Linked DNA regions of Homo sapiens: region 1 is linked to region 2. The links are chromatin contacts, found by Hi-C or POLR2A ChIA-PET in ENCODE. All regions are on one chromosome and are shown on one strand. Each heading gives the region's core, a stretch centred on a gene start or an enhancer-like site at or near the end of the contact. The rest is flanking DNA. Distances are from core to core; before and after follow the strand shown.

Region 1 (3,469 bases), core at 963-3,462, 480 kb before region 2:
GGAGCTTGCAGTGAGCTGAGATCGTGCCACTGCACTACAGCCTGAGCGACTGAGCAAGACTCCATCTCAAAAAAAAAAAAAAAAAAAAAGAAGTAAGTTAGAATCATGAAAGCAAATGAGGGCAAGTACTTTGGTTTACTCACTGCTTTCTCCCTAGTACCTATAACAGTAACTGGCACATGAAAAGTATTTACAGTAAGGAAGGAAGATAGAAAATAGAGAAAGAAAAAGAAAAATTGAAGGAAAGAAGTGGCGGAGGGAAAGAGGGAAGCAAACAAAATATTTCTGTATTAAAATGTCAACCACTGCATTACTTGTTCGGCAACAATTTGGAAACCATCTAAATATTCACCCTAAAGGGAATAGGTAAGTACATGATGGTTCATTTATAAAATGACAATATTCAGCCTTTTAAAATGTTTATGAAGTCTTTAATGAAAAATAAAATGCTGAGTTAAGCATGTTGGCTCATGGTCTGTAATCCCAACTACTCAGGAGGCTGAGGCAAGAGGATCATTTGAGCCCAGGAGTTCAAGACCAGGCTGCACAAAATAGGGAGACTTCATCTCTAAAAAGAGTTTTAAAATTCAACTGGGCATGGGGGTACATGTCTGTAGTCCCAGGTACTTGGGAGGCTGAGGCAGAGGATTGGTTGAGCACAGGAGTTCGAGGCTGCAGTGAGCTATGATTGCACCACCGCACTCCAGTCTGGGTGACAGAGGCAGATCCGTCACTAAAAATAGTAACAGTAATAATAATTTTTTTAAAAATAGATGCTAAAATATAATATTAAGCCAAAATAAGACAGAATTCAAAGTTAAATACACAGCATACTTAGCTATGTAAAATTTTTAAACATTTCATATAAAAAGTATTCCAAAAAAATAGCCAAAAATTATAATAGTAGGTCTCTATAGGTGATGAGATTATGCTTACTGGTTTTCAGGTTTTTTCTCACACTTCCCTGTACGTCCAAGGCTTTGCACATGAGAATAAATTGAAAACAGTATTAAAACGTACTTTAAAAAAATTGATGTTCAGCAAAAGAATCTAGACACCAGACTACCTAAAGTAAGATTCCACTTATATAAGGTACAAAACAGGAAAAACCAAGCTCTGCTATTAGAAGTGAGGACAAGGGTTCCCTGTAGGCTAAAGAGAAAAGAATAGCAGGGAGTATAAAGAGGACTGGGAGCTGCTGGTTACTTAGATATTCTCAGTTTTTGAAAATGAATAATTATATTCACGTATGTGCACTTTTCTGTATGTATATTATAATTTGCTCAAAGTGATTTTAAGAAAAAGTATTATAGTTCTCATCCCAGAAAGAGGCAGAAGTGGATATTTTAAAGATCCTAGAAGTCTTCCTAAAACTATGCCCACAACTAACATTGCCCAATTAATTAATCTATTTTCTTGGTTGAGAACTTAATTCATACCAACAGAACAAGCAACCAAGTTTCTTTTAAAAAGTTCAGGACTTAATATACTAACCAGTCCTCCAGATTCTCACAGATCATACTAAATACCCATAAGAGCATTGAAAGGTTGGCAATGAAATGCCTACTAAACAGGTGTATGCATTAAAGAATTAGGCTACAGAGAGTGCGCCACTGCACTCCAGCGTGGGTGACAAAAAAAAAAAAGGCTATAAATATGACTCATCTACATGTTTCTACTGGTGAAAAAACTCACTGCCATTTCCTTCCTCTTAAGGAAGTAAGGACGCCTTTTATAGCCCTTTCTCGCAGGTGGATGGATGGCTGGAGGAGAAAGAGGACAGTCAAGCAGAAAAGGAAAAGAAAAGTGATGAACCTCAGTGGGGTTTGTCCAATTAAGCCACATCTGAATATAAGTAAGAAAGGATTCCTGAAAAAAAATACATGTGTACCAGCTACTTATACAGAGGTAGTCAATTAAGGACATAGTATAGAAAGCAAACTGCAATGTTAAGAAATAAAAAATAATTTTTAACCAATAGGTATTCTTAACAAAAAGTTGTTAAAATGAGTAAGAGATGTGGCAAATAGAAAATATAATAGGAAGAATGTGCATTCAAAGACAGAAGGGAAAATAAATACTTGGGTGTGCTTTCTTCCCTTCCTCCACTTCCTTGTTTTCACCATCAAGAAACACTGATCCTCCTCCTGAAAAGTCCCCGAGATATAAAACCTTGCTTCCTCAATCTTGAAGCAATGACTCATCTTTTTAGCACAGCTCTCCCCTTTCCTCTTCCCACGATTCAAAGTCCCTTCAATTGAAGGCAGACCAGATTATTTGGCAACTTTAGAAGACAAGCTTTCTTTTCAGGAGTCAGAGCCAAAGGGATTTCCCTGAGGAAAATACTAACAGGAAATGTGCACCAGTAGAAGGAGACTCAGAGACCTGGCCGAATCCTGCCTGCAGGACAGGCCAACTGAGTCACCTGGCTTGGGACTTTGGGAAGATCAGTTAGTTGGTCTGCCTCTCTGTGACCACATCTACAAAATGATAATAAATAACATTGGTGTGCTGCCTACTGCTTACACTTGTGGGAATCCAATAATACAATGGTTGTTTAAAAGTACTCCCTACATTGTACAGCACACAGTGATGAGTTCCTGTTACTATTATTACATCAGGAGTCAGTACTGATAGGTAGTCCACAGGCTCAGATCAGCTGCAGTGTGAAAGATGAACAGAAAAATTAGATACAGTTCCTAGACCAGGGCTCCCAAGCTGAATGCCTTTGATTTAAAATCAGGCTGTCTCCAAACCTTTTGCCCAGCACGGTGGCTCACGCCTGTAATCCCAGCACTTTGGGAGGGCAAGGCAGGCGGATGGCTTGATCTCAGGGTTTGAGACCAGCCCAGGCAATATGATGAAACCCCAGTTCTACAAAAAATAGAAAAATTAGCTGGGTGTGGTGGCGCATGCCTGTAGTTCCAGCTACTAGGGAAGCAGTGGTGGAGGATCGCTTGAAGCCAGGAGGTGGAGGTTGAAGTGAGCCAAGATTGCACCACTGCACGCCAGCCTGGGCAACAGAGTGAGATCACAAAATAAATAAAATAAAATAAAATAAAATCAGGCTGTGACAACTGTCACTCTCTACATGTAGCAGAAACTGATTCATGGGTAAAAATCAGAAGCTGTACAGTGGCTTCTTTAATCATGGACATGGCAACAGAAAAACAATAAAACAATTGCTCCGTAGCCCATGGTGCTCTAGTTCCTGCTTCCTTTCCCAAGGCCCAACCTTTGGAGTCCCTGATATAAATTGAAATGCAAATGAATTAAAAACAACATCAAAAATACTTTTAAAAAGCATGGCTGTTTAGCAAAAGAATCTAGACACAAAAAAGTGCATACGGTAAGATTCCACTTATCTCTGCCCCCACCTCCTTCCAACAAATTTCAATTTTGGACTAAAATAATTTACAATTTAAAAGCCTCATAGTGTTGCAAAGGAGGGCTAGACGGAGGACCTAGA
Region 2 (3,677 bases), core at 1,073-3,572:
TTTCATCATGCTGCCCAGACTGGTGTTGAACTCCTGGACTCAAGCGATTCTCTGTGTCAGCCTCCCAAAGTGCTGGATTACAGGCGTGAGCCACTGCACCCAGCCTCGGATTTTCTAGTACTCCTCTTCCACCAAACTGAACTTGCTGCTTCTCACTAGCACCTTTCAGTTTCCCGCATCTACCTGAAATGCGCTCGTCACTTCAGCAGGGCTGCGTTCTCCCTTTACTTCAAAGCCCTGCCTGACGCTGCTGTTCTCCTTGTGCTGAAGCACCATCTACCCTCAAGTGCATCCTCTTTGCCTGTCTTGTGGTATTTGGGGCTTTCAGACAGGCCTTAGCATTATTTATGATGATAAGCTACCTGAGGTCTGATTCATCTTTGTATTTCACTCAGACCTAGTACAAATGCCTGAATGAGACATGATGGAATATTTGTGGAGAGTGAATAAGCATTCAGTGGATACTTTTTCACCTGACCCAAGAATAATTAATTTTCAGGTAATTTAGAGTCCATCAATTTAATACCATGCCTTTTTAAAGTATTTTAACAAGATTATCAAAATGCTTTCTGGTCCTTTTAGATTCCGGAAAAAAAAAAATACTATCTGTGGTGATGTTCCCTTGCTGCCACAGAATTTCCCTTTCTATAATTTATAACTTGGCAAGGCCAAGAGAGATTCATGCCCCATCCTTACCATTCTGCATGCTGTACCAAAAAAGGTGTTTTCATCAACACCATGTTGCTGCCTAATGCTAGGTTCGTATACTTTTGTGGTAAAAGAAAGTCGGGAATTCCTGTGTTCACTTGAAAAAAAAGCAGTAAAGGCCTATTATTGTTTTAATGGACTGACAACTCAGATGTATTTAAATACAGTCTTCCCATGTTAAAAACAAAAGTACTTAAAGTGTAGACATTCTTTTTTTATGCATCTGTGGGTCCTAAAGTGTGTGTTAGAAAAATGTCACCCAATAAACAGGCAGATAAATAAATTAATAGTGGGTTCCTGTTGGGATAAGTACCAGGAAGGAAAGAGAAAGTGTTGGAGGGCACAGAGGTAGGCTAGAGCTAGGGATTATAAATTTGGGGGTGGGGCATGTGGGCAAGAACTATGGGGTGGTGGTGTTGGTAACCAGGCCTGAGTGGTGTGAAGGAGCCATGCAGAGATCTGGGATGAGCATGTACCAGGCAGAGGGAGCAGAGTCTGCCTTCTAAAAGCTGACCTTTGCACTTGCAGCCTGACCCCTTTCTCTTTCCCCTCCAGCCATTGTCCCAGCCACGCTGAACTTCTGCCCTTTCACAGCTCTGTGCTTTTGCATAACTGCCTTTATCTGGAGTGCCCTTCATCTTCTTCCTGGAGTAAAGTCACACTCAGAACCCAGCTAAAGGCTGGGCCCAGTGGCTCACACCCATAATCCCAGCACTCTGGGAGGCCGAGGAGGGCGGATCACCTGAGGTCACGGGTTTGAGACCAGCCTGGCCAAAATGGCGAAACCCCATCTCTACTAAAAATACAAAAATGAGCTGGGTGTGGTGGCACGCGCCTGTAATCCCAGCTACTCGGGAGGCTGAAGTAGGAGAATCGCTTGAACCCAGGAGGTGGAGGTTGCAGTGAGCCAAGATCACGCCATTGCACTCCAGCCTGGAAGACAGAGCGAGACTCCATCTTAAAAACAAACAAACAAAAAAACCCAGCTGAAATGGCAGATATGACCCACCTTCCCACCCAGCTCCCAACCTTCCTCCTCAGGAAGAGCTGGGCTCTCTGACTGTGTTGTTTCCTCGGCACCATCCCTGTTTCTAATACAGCCCTTATTGATTTGAAAGGTAGGTGGTGTGCTTAAAAGTCTCCTCCCCCACTAACTGTAAGTCCCTAAGAACAGGGACTATGACTTGATCATCTCTGTAGTGCCAGGGCCTAGAACCTTGCCTGGGACAGGGTAGATGCTAACTCATTGTGGAGTGCATGAATGAATGAGGGAGAGAGGGAACGGGAGAAGGAGGGATGGAAGTAGGAATGAAGGGAGGCAGAGAACCAATGTAAAAATTTTTTTTGAACTCTGAAGCACACTGAGAAAAAGGCTCTAGAATGAAAAGTAAATTAAGATGACTTAAAAAATAATACCAGAGATGTTTCTATAAATTTAACTAGAATCCAACTGATTACTGTGGTCACTGGGATTCTATCAAGCCATAAATCAAACTGAAAGTTCACCTATGTCTCAAGGGTGGCAACCTTCCGAAAGTAGGAGTGGCTTGGCTTCGTTCTTTTAAGTTCATGTGTTTTCGATATTTTACATGTTTGGTGGCTTCGATTACAAGAATGCAAGCCTAAATCTACTTTCTGTATAACCACATCCCTTTAGCAGCCTGCATTAGCAAATCATACTCTGGGCCAGAAAAAGAGAAGCATACCAATATGCTTTCTTCCTCTTAAGCAGTCTTCACAGTTTTTCTAGGCTGAGGTCACATCTTTAAACTTCATAAAACATTACTGCCTGATTGTTGAGTGGGATGGGAAGGGAGCGTTTAATTCAGCACCTGCAAGCTGCAACTGCCAGCAGATTTCTGCATTCAGAGGCATTTTGGTGTTTGTGTATGCATAGGACAGAAGGAAGAAATAAGCAGGCCTTTATCAGTATGTTCTTTTCTAAAGATCATTACTAGATTTGACCAAAGTTCTCATAACTATATTTAACAGTCTATCAGTGCTTTCTTGAGTGTTTCCTTAATGCTAGTAAATTCTAACTCTCACAAATTCCCATGGGCTACAGCAGTGCCATCTGGAATTTAGTTCCTTTTACTAATCTGTGATTTAAACATCAGAAAGATATTGCCATAATTCCCAAATAAACACTTAACATGTGTGGGAAGGTTCAGGATAATGGGCCTTCTGATGACCTAATAAAAAATGAAGGTGGTAAAATCATAAGCCAAAAAAAAAAAAAGCAGCCAGAGCCCACAGAGAAGCAGAGATTATCAGCAGATTTGTGCAGAGAAATCTGCATTAGAGCAAAAGAATGCTACTCGGGGATGAAGTGGTGAAAAAGTGGGGAAAAAAACAACTCACTGGGGTTATAAGTCATGAGAAAATTTGACCTCAGAAGGGTCCCAAAAGAGAGGAACGTATTCTCTGGTTAGTCATTCTGATGAGCTGAGTTGAAAAGTTATTTCAGAAAAAATTTCTGAAGAAACTCAGAACTTTTGACATCCCGAAATACTAAGTAGGAATATTTGTGGAAATTTTTGCATTTTGTAGTTGATCCTTAGGAGCAGGAGACAATTGTGTAAACACACTGCAGGACTAGGACTCAGGATGACTTTCTTTAGAAGGAGGAAGAAGATGAAATGTGTGAGAATGACAGGATTTTCACAAGTTTAAGACCTTTCTCCAATTGAAACGAAAGATAAATTAGGGGAAAAGGCTGAAGTTTTTCATCTAGATTCAGAAATGCTTTCAAAAAGCAACACATTCTAAATCTATCTAAAGATGCCACATGATCTTGTCGAAACGGTAATTTGACAAATTATTTTTAACAACAAAAATACTCAAGTGCTACATGAACAATTCACCCCTTCATCGTTGAAGAGAACTGCTGGTTCTCAGCAGTCCTGCAAAACACCTCACTGGCATGAGAAGAGGTATTTATGGTCTTTTAGAGATCTGCAGGAAATGTT

Evidence for each region. Hi-C counts contacts between places; a loop is a spot of excess contacts on that map. ChIA-PET counts read pairs that join two places held with the same protein, here RNA polymerase II (POLR2A). Pooled maps may share reads with other maps.
Region 1: a loop to region 2 is called in a pooled map, with 2.3 times the contacts of the local background. The contact joins two enhancer-like sites. A Hi-C loop is called at or near these places in 1 of 37 single-sample maps with no recorded cell type and 1 of 50 pooled maps. POLR2A ChIA-PET finds 5 or more read pairs at or near these places in 3 of 52 experiments (BJ, CD8-positive, alpha-beta memory T cell and activated naive CD4-positive, alpha-beta T cell).

What each region holds. Positions count from the first base shown.
Region 1 is chr6:137,232,879-137,236,347 of GRCh38, reverse strand. No RefSeq gene overlaps it. Among named protein-coding and RNA genes, the nearest start is that of IFNGR1, 15 kb to the right of the region's middle. Within about 2 kb of position 2,212, at least 24 of the 41 ENCODE cell types and tissues checked have a DNase peak (open chromatin) inside an H3K27ac peak, as active enhancers do.
Region 2 is chr6:136,750,421-136,754,097 of GRCh38, reverse strand. The region is part of intron 1 of MAP3K5 (mitogen-activated protein kinase kinase kinase 5); the gene reads left to right. Among named protein-coding and RNA genes, the nearest start is that of MAP3K5-AS2, 32 kb to the left of the region's middle. RefSeq lists enhancers at 1,129-1,178, 2,371-2,470. Within about 2 kb of position 2,322, at least 11 of the 41 ENCODE cell types and tissues checked have a DNase peak (open chromatin) inside an H3K27ac peak, as active enhancers do.